3 separate regions of the Homo sapiens genome follow, and all the other regions are linked to region 2. A link is a contact called in ENCODE Hi-C or POLR2A ChIA-PET data. All regions are on one chromosome and are shown on one strand. Each heading gives the region's core, a stretch centred on a gene start or an enhancer-like site at or near the end of the contact. The rest is flanking DNA. Distances are from core to core; before and after follow the strand shown.

Region 1 (3,267 bases), core at 584-3,083, 350 kb after region 2:
AGGGGAGAGGGGCAGATGCCCCTCCTCGGTCTGTCTCCACCAGGCCCTGTGAGGGTGGGTGGAGGCTCTCTCCAAGCCCTCGTTTGGCCCCACCCCAGCATGTCTCCAGGTTCCTCTCAGCCCTGGTTCCTTTTGGCCCTGCAGTCACAATGGGCAACACTGTGACGCACCCTGTCCTGTGTCACAGTGTCATACACTCAGGCTCACATTGCCCCTAGGCCACTTGCCAGCCAAGGGACATGGCCACATTTTGTGTCTTCTGCACCTCAGCCTTGCTTTCAAGTGCAGGTGATGATGGCACCCACGCAGAACAAATGTTATTTGCTATCTTCGTCGAGTTTAGTCATCCAATTTTCCAACCCTCACTGGGCAAGGAAGAGTGTGGTTTCCACCAGAAGGCAGGATGTCAGCAGTCACAGGGGCAACCAACAGGGAAAGCCACTGGAAAATAGACCCCACAGGAAGCACAGGTGTCCAGTGGAGATGGGAACCCTGCAGATTTGACCGTCTTTAAGCAGATTAGAGAGATTACCATTACTAACAACTTAGCCATAAAAGTTTATTAGCTATTTTCAAAAAGCATAAAATTATGTAATATAATTTTTTTTTAATTTCCATCAATACAAAACTAATCTGGGCACTGCAACTTCTGGTGGGCAACTGGGATAGGCGGCATCATCAGGAAGGCGAGCCCTGCCGTGCCCCATGTGCCAGTGCCCCAGATGGCGGCAGCCTCCCCAGAAGCACCTTGTATCTCCCCTGCACAGGGCCAGGGTCCCAGCTTCCCATACACCTTCTCCTGCTTTTTCTTTTCTGTCCTTTCCTTTTTCAATAAACCACCTGCAAAAAGGAAAAACCATTCTGAGGACAAGAAACATGTCAATGGGAAATACACAGTTGCCAGAGGGTAAAAGGCCCTGTTCATTCTCATTGAAAAGCTCAGGTATTTCTGTTAAAGTCTCTCCTTTTACTTTAGGATGCTGACTCCTGCGTCCATCTCAACCTGGGCATCGTGCCACCACCTTCAAGAAGAGAAAAACTAAGTAGTGCTTTGCAAAGGGGCAGCAGCATTTCTCATTTCTGACCATGTCAGGCACACGGCCATGCAGATGAGCAGGTGGGGGACACAGGTGAGTCTCCAGACCTGCTCTCCTCCCACAGTACATTCTTGAGTCTTTTTAAACAGTTGTGAAAATGCCACAGATGCAAGCACCTGTGGGCCACTCCCATGGGGACCGTTGCACAAGGCAGTGCCACTCATTCTCAGAACCTCCTACCATGGGCTATGCTTAGTGACCCGAGGCCAAGCCAAGGAAGACGCCAGCCACAGGGTGCCATCCTCAGGGGCATGCTGCCAGCAGGGGCAAAGTTATCCCTAGCAACAAGATACAGAAAGAAAGAAAAAAGGAAGGAAATGTAGCCAATGGGCCGGTTCAGGTTCTTGACTTTGCCACACAAAAGAATTTGAGAGCAAGTCCAAAGTAAAAGTCAGCAAGAGAATTTATTGCAAAGTGAAAGTACACTCTGACAGCTGATCAGAGCAGCTGCTCAAAAGAGAGACAGTACCCTCCCCTCACGGGAGTCTTACATGATTATTCATGAATAGGTGGGAAGGGGTATTGTTTTAAGCATGTTCTGTGGTCTCTTGAACGTGCATGCACTGTGGTTGTACATATCAGCACACACATCTTACGTCTCATTAGCATCTTAACTTCCCTCTCAGAGTTGTGTTTGCTACTATTGTAATGAGCATAGGTCAGCCCAAGGACGCTATTCATGGGTTTCTGGGCTTCCTCAGATGTGGGGATGCCTCCCTTGGCTCTTCTACCTCTTTGCTGCAGGATGTTCTAACCACAAGCCCAGGATATGGTTTGCGCACTGTCGAACAGCTTGTTCTCTCCATCAACCTGACAAGTCTCTTGTTTCCTTTCAAGTGAGGCTGTGAACACCCTATCTCACTGACCTCAGAAGGACAGTACAGCAGTAGCCACCATGACCAAAAAGATGATTCCAGAAGTGCAGGACAACTCCCTACCCAGAGGCTGTGGCTGTGCAGTAACACACCAAGAGGGGAGTCCAGCTGGCTCTCAGGGTGCTCACTACCCTCATCTGGGGGCCTGGAGGACGTCAATTCCTGAGAACGCCACGTTCTAGTGAGTAGAATGAACTAAGAGATACACAGCAAAGCTCCACATACTTTTCCTTTTCTTTGTGCCCGCAGTGTTCTTCATCAGTGTGCTCTCGCTTTTCAGCTACTACTGTTGGCTGGCTGGAAAAAATAGAACAATAGTAAAAATTAGAGACCAGTCTTTGGTGATGAAGAGAAATATTGGCTACTTCCAGTATTTTCTAGCTTTGGTTATGGTTGCAGTTTTCCAGCTCACCTTGTGGGGATGAATTCAGAAAAAAGTTACAAATTGAAATGAACATGCCAGAAGTATTGGCTCAAATCAACGTTGTCCTATTAAGCCACTTAGTGAATCAAAAGACCGCTTGTTGGACTGTTAATCTCGGTGGCCAGAGAAAGGAGCTGAAGAAGGTGTTGCCAGATCAGGAACAAATAATTACAGCGGCAATAGAAAATGGAAGACCACTTGTTCATAACCATTTGAATAAGGGCAAGGTGTATGGAAACACATTATGAACTGATATTTTCAGTTTTGTTTGCAAGAAAATGATTAATAAGGTGAAATAATTGAAGTATCACGGAAGATACATTAAAAAAAAAAAAAAGCCTTTGTACAGTTTGCTGGAGCCACAGATGTCCTACTCCAGAGCAGAACAATGCCTGAATCTTCAGGGTCCATTTGTGCCGCATTCACTAGCAACCACAAATGTGACTTAATTTTACTTTGGAAATAATGCTTACCTATTGTGAGATGCTGTAATATGAACCATCATTACATGTTAACATGGCACATGGAATTTTGAGTGTCTAAGTTACATTTTTAGAGTTGTTTCTTAGTAGCCATGTGAGTTTCCACTCCAAAAACACAAGCTAAAAACTTGTTTTGAGTGAAGGACATCTAGGGCAAATGGTGGCTGAAAGTGAATGAGATCCCAATTACTCTTTCTTGTACTGTATAAGGAAAAGAAAATAAGTGCTTTTCTTGTTGGGTGTTTGCTAATTTATAATTACCGTTTTATGCTTTTCAACATTTTTAATAAAGTTTTTTATTGTTGGCTATAAACGTTTTAAAAGGATTCTCTTCCTCTAGAATCACTCTAAGTACCAAAATCTGTATTATTCTGGATTCAACAGAGAAA
Region 2 (3,364 bases), core at 822-3,321:
AGGTGGCATAAAGAGAACAGCAATTGAAAATATGAAAAGAAGGTGAGAGAAATGGAGGACAGAAGAGAGAAACCTCTTTCTAGTAACTAATTCGAGGTCCAGAATGTGAGGACTGAGAACATGGGGGAAAGAGAATATTAAAAGAGATGATGGCTGATAATTTTCCAAGGTTGATGAAAAAAAAGTCCACTCTCAGTTTCAGAAAGTCCAACAAATCCCAAACAGAATAAAAGAAAATCGTATTTTGATATACTATAGTGACTGCAGAACACCAAAGACAAAAATGAGGTCTTAAAAGCATTCAGAAAGCCCATGTTCTCTAAGTCATGTGTGACTAATTCTCTCCAAAGAAAGCTACCTTGACTGCGGTTGAAGACTGCAGTATAAGATGCTGACCACTAAACAATACCTGCTTCTTATGTTGTTTTTTTTTTCTTCATTTCCTTTTAAATATCCTAAAAGTAGGTCAGGCGGGGTGGCTCATGCCTGTAATCCCAGCACTTTGGGATGCTGAGGTGGGTGGATCACTTGAGCTCAGAAGTTCAAGACCAGCCTGGGAAACATAGAGAAACCCCATCTCTACTAAAAATACAAAAAAAAAAAAAAAAAAAAAAAAAAAAAGCCAGGCGTGGTGGCATGTGTCTGTGGTCCCAGCTACTTTGGAGGCTGAGGTGGGAGGATTACCTGAGCCCAGGAGGCGGAGGTTGCAGTGAGCCAAGATTGCCTCGCTGCACTCCAGGCTAGGTGACAGAGCGACACCCTGTCAAAAAAAAAAAAAAAAAAAAAAAAAAATCCTAAAAGGTTTATTTCACTGGTTATAAAAAGGTTTAAAAAAGTGTAACTTAAAAAAATAAAAAACAACTACAAATCTCCCTATTACCAGAACTGCACAGAAATAAGGGATGGGACCAAGGGAAACGGCCATTTCGTACAAAAAAATAAATCACTGGATTTGTTTAGTTAGCAAACAGACTGAGCAGAGGGAGGGGAAAGAATACTCACTTGCAGTTGGTACAGGTGTAGAAGACAGTTTGCCCTTCATCGGCTGAACGCATCTGTCTGGTGTGGTATGCCATTCCTTCATGACCACATCGAGGGCAGCGCCTGTCAACCTGGGAAGAAACTGGTGGGTTAGGGAGGCCTGGTCATATCCCCTTACTTCCCACAGGAATCAGGCGATCACGCCTCTCAAACGTCGATGGTTTACATCTCTTTTCCCTCTTGGAATTGGGCACAAAACTCTCCAGAGCTTTGCAATCACTCCTCCATTTCTTTCCTACCCACCTTATGGAGCCAGTTCTTGATCTCATTAGCTTACCACAGGTCCCTGGCACTCAGGCCCTTCCTCCACCGACATAGGCATGGCTGTCCCCAGTTGGTGGAACACAACCGAAGTCTTCACAACCTTCCCCTCAAAGTCTGCACAGGCAAGTAAGAACTGGTTATGGAGACAACCAGAGAGAGCTGACACCGGAAACCTCCCCTTTCCCCTGGCTGGTTAGGCCAGGAGGCCCTACATCCTTTCCCTCAGTTTTCATCGCTAGACCAAATGTACAACCGCCTGATGTCCTGCTCTAGGATCCCCTCCTCAACCCAACCGATCTTGAGTTCCCCAAGCTTCCGACCCTGCGCCCTCCGCCAGGACCCCTGCGTACAAGCCTCTCACCCCGAACGTTGATGTTGAAGCCACAGCGAATACAGGTGACCGTATCCTGAGCCCCGGGCAGAGGCAGGACCGAGCCGCAATCTGAACAGAAATCCAGGTCCGACTGAAAGCTGGAGCAAGTATTGGCGAGGTCCATGACAGACATGCGGTCGGGTCTGAGGAGGGAGTTGGAAGTTTATTAACAAAAGAGAGAAGAGTTCCTGTCCCAGAGGTCGTAACTATTCTGTCCCAGGACCTAGGAGTATATAACCCGAACCCTCCTGCCACGCACGCCTCCTGCCTCTGCGACCAAGGAGCCGAAACGCCCGGAATTCCCAGACAGCGTCGGGTACTAAAGGACTTGGAACCCTTTCCAGGGGCCGGTGAGAGGAGTTAACCAACTCCGTGGGCTAGAGCGCCAGCTCTGCGCCCGCGGCGGGGCAGCGAGATAGAGCCGGCTAGAGCGTCAGGCTTTCGCGTTGACGATTGGCTGTGACGTCATAATTAATTGCGAACCGTGTCTCGGGAGCGTTAGAGATGGAGACTAACGTCTTCCAAGGGAGATTGCGTCTCCACTTTCACCCTGGTACTGAGAGGTTGAGCACAAAATTGGTAACCAATGCTGCGCTTCCAGCAAATTTTCCCACCAGCACCCAATCCTGGGATATTTATTCTCTTTGTCTCACATCCTACAGGAACGCAGTCGCGGGGTATATCCCCCTGAAAACCGTACGTTGCCAAATAATGATTTCTTTGGATTAGAGAACTACAACTCCCCTGGGTCCTGAGCCGGTATTTCCCTTTTGCGGCTGCACCGTAGTTAAAAACAAAGCTAAGTGTTCTGGGACGTATAGTTCTAGCGTTCCTTGGGTCCCGCTGGCGAGCGTGGGCTTTCTGCAGCTCGCAACCGGCCTCGTGCTTTGCGGACGGTTCACTGCGCTTGGAAAGGGGTGAGTCGGCTTTTTGAGGGACAGCAAGTGGTGAGAGTGAAGGCCCGAGGAATGCTTAGTCCCACGGGACGAAAGGAAGCAGGGATGAAGTGGTACACTTGAGAAGGGGTTCAGGACTTTGGAGGTGGTGGAACAGAGGAGCTTGGGGCTTCCTCTCCTTCGACTCCTGCCAGATAAGTGAGGCTAGCAGTAGTCAAGAAAGCTCATTAAGTAGGATTTCATAAGACTTAGGTCGAGTTTGGCTTTTAGTTGTGCCTGCCGCCTATCGAACTCTTAATTCATTATGTCATCCGTTAAGTGGACAGCTGACATTTCCCTGATCTTTTATAAAACATGAGAATAAGTATCTTTGGGAAATCTTTCTATTTTCATTAATCTGTAACTTATATTCCAAGTAGAAACTTTCCCTGAAGGGGCAGCTTGTAGTTGTTTACTAGTTTCCTGCTAGCCCTCCCACCACCATCCACTCTGATAGCTGTGCTAAGTTCATTCATATAAAAGTTCTGGAGCCATCACTGTTTTCTCCTATGAAGGACACAAGCTGTAGTCTTTTCGCTGGGAGAGGCTCCCATCTGCCTTTCTCTGTAATAATGGAGAGAACGCCATAGTGAAAGGGTTAAAACTCAGCAAACTGCTGAAGAGTGACAAGCCCTATCATTTAACTGTGAAATTGCTTGTTATTCTGTCTTACAAAGGGAGACGTGTTGTTGAGCTGATTGTCGTAGACAGTTTTTATTCTCACTTATCTGTGTGTCTCCTTTGAAAATGG
Region 3 (3,535 bases), core at 758-3,257, 270 kb after region 2:
CAAGAATGTCCCCAGGGGGTATGATCAGGAGGCAGATGGTGGGATTATATGATGTATGGACATTAATCATACTAGATAAGGCTAATTTGATTTCTCAAGTGCTTGTACCAAGAATGGGAAAGAGCTTGTGTTGCTCATGTGTTCTGAAAACATTCAGTTGGAGGCAGAAATTAAATGTTAAAAGGTACTGTCTTGGCTATAGAATCACCCTAGGCATTTTTTCATATTCCATTAACAACTTCCTTTTCTTTACTTTTATATTATAAATTACGGCATTATACTTTTAGCATAAAGTTCAAATAATGCTTCCTTTTGGCCTAAACACTTGGAGTTTATGAAAAAAATGGAGGGAGGGAGAAAGCTCTGAGGGAGGAAAGGAGGAAAGAAGGAAGGAAGGACAGAGAAAGACAAAATTTAAAATGTTCAAAAATAGGAGGAAAGAGTTGGAAACAGCAAGTATAGCTAATGTTATTAAAATGCAAGGGATTAAAAGATATGTAGATAATATCCATGGAATAATGGAAACTTAAGAAAGCCTTAATAGTTATCAAGTGCTGTGTCACAAACTACCTCAAAATTTAGTAGCTTAATAGAACAAATATCTGTTAACTCAAAGAGATACTACACACACAAGTAAAATAGATTCTGTGGGGGTGGCAGAAGTTGGATAAAGAGAAGGATTTTACAGGTTGGAATAAGAGTTATTGATATGCAGATGGAAATAATTTTTAGTCCAAGTCCTTCAAGGAGCAGATGCCAAGATGAGCTTAAAGTCTGCGACATCTTATAAGGGGACACACCCGTAAGGGAATATGGGAAGTGAGCCAGAAATCCCTGAGAAAAGGCGGCAGACCACGATGCAAGTGTGACCCCAAGTGCTGGACAGAAGGAGAGAAAGTTTGTTTGACGCATCCTAGAGCACAGGCAATCTAAGGAGAGTTGAGCAAGGCCGTGGAGGAGTCTTCCAGCTACAGTTAGCCATCAGAGGAGTCCCGTGTCTCCCAGGAATGGCTTGCCTTAATGCCTGCTGTGACCAGTCACTGGCTGGGAACAGCCCATGGGAAGCAGGGCTTTGCACCAATCCTGCTGAGGATGTCAGAGCACAGGAGCACAGCCTTGGGACATTACCTGTGAGTATCACTCAATCCTTCCTTCCTGAGGGTTCTGGGCTCTTGAATATGAAACCCTCTCAGGCTGGGTTGCTGGATGATTCTGCTCACACTTACAACAGGACAAGGGGAACCATAAGGTCTCCAAGTGGATCTCTTATTTCCACACACACATCTCCTGCCCTCCTTGTGTGATAGCAGCCCTGCCTCCTCCTCTTCTCACCTGCTTGTATCTGGACACATACTATTCAAACATCCCTGGGGGCAGCCATAATGTATATTTCCATGGACTCTCATTTAAATGTCTCCTTGCCAGGGTGCCCCCTTTGGGAAACCAGGACCTCCTCCCCTACAGAGCCCAGATATTGGAGATGAGAAGTGCAAAATCACCCTGAAGGTGAATATAAGGGTTTAGATATGGAGCCACACCTGCTTCTACTTCTTGGTTTTTGGACCCACGTATTCTTCCTTCTGTAAACACAGCACTATAGAGACATCTTTGATTCAATACATGCACCACATCCTGAAAGATGGCACCCATTCCTCAGAGGGTTTCATCCAAGCTGGCACTAAGTTGTGTCTGTAGAGACCTGTCCATGACTCTGTGTGGCTGGCAGCCCCTGGGAGGTGCAGGTGGTGATAAGACCAGGGGGTGCCATGGTCATGGACCACGCTTCATCCCCTTTCCTCTGAGGTGTGTCCCGCGGGCAGATAATGTACTGAAATTCTGAGCCAGTGGCTCAGGAATGCCAATAGTGATACTGGCTGAGGGTCTAAGAGTAGAGAGGAAAACCACACCACATCTAATAGGTGCCTATCCCTGTGAGGATGAACCTCCGCCCCCCGGGCCGCCTCCCACTTGAGCTGGGTGATCTGAGCCGCCGTGTCTGCGGCTGTCAAGGAGCACAGGTCCTCGTTCAGGACGATGTAATCCTTGCCATCGTAAGCAAGCTGGTGATACCCGCGGAGTAGGCGCCCGTCCGACCCCACGTCGCAGACAGACATCCTCTAGATGGGTGTGAGACCCTGGCCCCGCCCCCGCGGCCAGCCCCGCCCACCGAGCCCCGCCCTCGCCAGGACCAACCTGCGGGGATTTTGGCTGAAAATGAAACCGGGTAACGGCTCCTGGGCCTCTCCCGGGTCAAGGGTCTCCAGGTCCCGCTGCCTCGGCGTGGATCTCGGACCCAGAGACTCGGGGAGACCCGGGCGGTCCGTGGGGGATGTGGAGGGGTAGTGACCTGCGCCCCCGGCCGGTGTCACTCACAGGCCTCACTCTGGTTGTAGTAGCCGCTCAGGGTCCGCAGGTTCACTCGGTAAAACTGTGCTTTGGCCTTGGCGGTCCCTGTCTCCTCTTCCCAATATTCCGGCCCCTCCTGCTCCATCCACGGCGCCCGCGGCTCCATCCTGGGACTCGTGGCGTCGCTGTCGAGCCGCACGCACTGCGTGTCGTCCACGTCGCCCACGGAGAGGAAGCGGGGATCCGCGCGGCCGGGCCGGGACATGGTGGTGTGGAAATACCTCAAGGAGTGGAAGCCTGGGAGCAAGGAGGGGGCTGAGACCCTCCCGACCCTCCTCCCGGCACCGCAACCGGGTTCCTGCGCCCCCGCCGGGCAGGCCCCTAGCTACTCCCCACAGACGCCGTTTCCCTCCCGACCCCGCACTCACCTGCCCAGGTCTGGGTCAGGACCAGGGCCCCCGAGAGCAGCAGAAGCAGGGTTCGGGGCGCCATGACACCATCCTCGGCGACTGGGAAGAATCGGAGTCCCGGTGGGTGCGTGGGAACTTTAGAACCGGGACCGCGGCTACATTGATTGGCTTCTCTAGAAACCCGACACTCAATGGGAGTGAGAACTGGGGCAGCCCGGTGAGTACCCAGGAAGAAGGACCCGACACAGGTTGGGAGAGGGAGAAGAGAAACCCTGCAAAGATGGGGAATGCCCAGCGCTGGGCCTCCCCAATCCATACACCGCCTTTGGGGCCTGAGATCCTGAGAGCCACGCCTGAGGCCCTGGGACTTCGCCCTGACCCCGCTACTTCTGTGCCAAGCGCTCTGTCTCAATGTTTCCCTGAGTCTTGGCCCAGGAGCTGTCTGAGAAACCAGGGAGAAACCCTCGGAATGGGCCCCGTCCCTCTCTCTTCACTTTGCATCACGGAATCCCCGTCCCAGAACTGGACTCCCTGCCTCCTACTCCTTACCTGTCCCCGTGGACTCTTCTAGAAGAAAAATCACCCCAGGGAGCTTGTTGCCAGAGAGTGAGCTTGCCCTGGGAATGGAGGTGTAGAGACAGGGTTTTTTGTTGTTGTTGTTTGTTTGTTTTTTAAATCTGGAAAAGTTGTGCCTGAGTGCATGAGATAGAATAGAGACCAGTTTGCTTTTTGTTTATTAACTACAGTGGGTAGCAGAATCTTGGTAACTCCTAATGATC

The links. Hi-C counts contacts between places; a loop is a spot of excess contacts on that map. ChIA-PET counts read pairs that join two places held with the same protein, here RNA polymerase II (POLR2A). Pooled maps may share reads with other maps.
Region 1: a pooled map shows a loop between it and region 2 (2.8-fold over the local background). The contact joins the enhancer-like site here to the promoter of POLR1H in region 2. A Hi-C loop is called at or near these places in 8 of 50 pooled maps. POLR2A ChIA-PET finds 5 or more read pairs at or near these places in 3 of 52 experiments (CD8-positive, alpha-beta T cell, MCF 10A and activated naive CD8-positive, alpha-beta T cell).
Region 3: a loop to region 2 is called in a pooled map, with 5 times the contacts of the local background. The contact joins the promoter of HCG4 here to the promoter of POLR1H in region 2. A Hi-C loop is called at or near these places in 1 of 168 maps with a recorded cell type or tissue (CD8-positive, alpha-beta T cell) and 6 of 50 pooled maps. POLR2A ChIA-PET finds 5 or more read pairs at or near these places in 2 of 52 experiments (MCF 10A and OCI-LY7).

What each region holds. Positions count from the first base shown.
Region 1 is chr6:29,707,442-29,710,708 of GRCh38, reverse strand. It overlaps the pseudogene ZDHHC20P1. Among named protein-coding and RNA genes, the nearest start is that of HLA-F, 14 kb to the left of the region's middle. Within about 2 kb of position 1,833, at least 3 of the 41 ENCODE cell types and tissues checked have a DNase peak (open chromatin) inside an H3K27ac peak, as active enhancers do; they include CD8-positive, alpha-beta T cell, where a contact is called at or near this core.
Region 2 is chr6:30,059,972-30,063,335 of GRCh38, reverse strand. POLR1H (RNA polymerase I subunit H) reads right to left here and starts at 2,071. Exons shown (of 4, transcript NM_170783.4): 1 at 1,667-2,071; 2 at 1,319-1,419; 3 at 1,003-1,112. The coding sequence starts at 1,811. It also overlaps the pseudogene POLR1HASP and a transcript of PPP1R11 not described here. RefSeq lists enhancers at 1,312-2,177, 2,178-3,044.
Region 3 is chr6:29,791,545-29,795,079 of GRCh38, reverse strand. It overlaps HCG4 (HLA complex group 4), which reads left to right and starts at 2,007. Exons shown (of 1, transcript NR_002139.2): 1 at 2,007-3,535. It also overlaps the pseudogene HLA-V.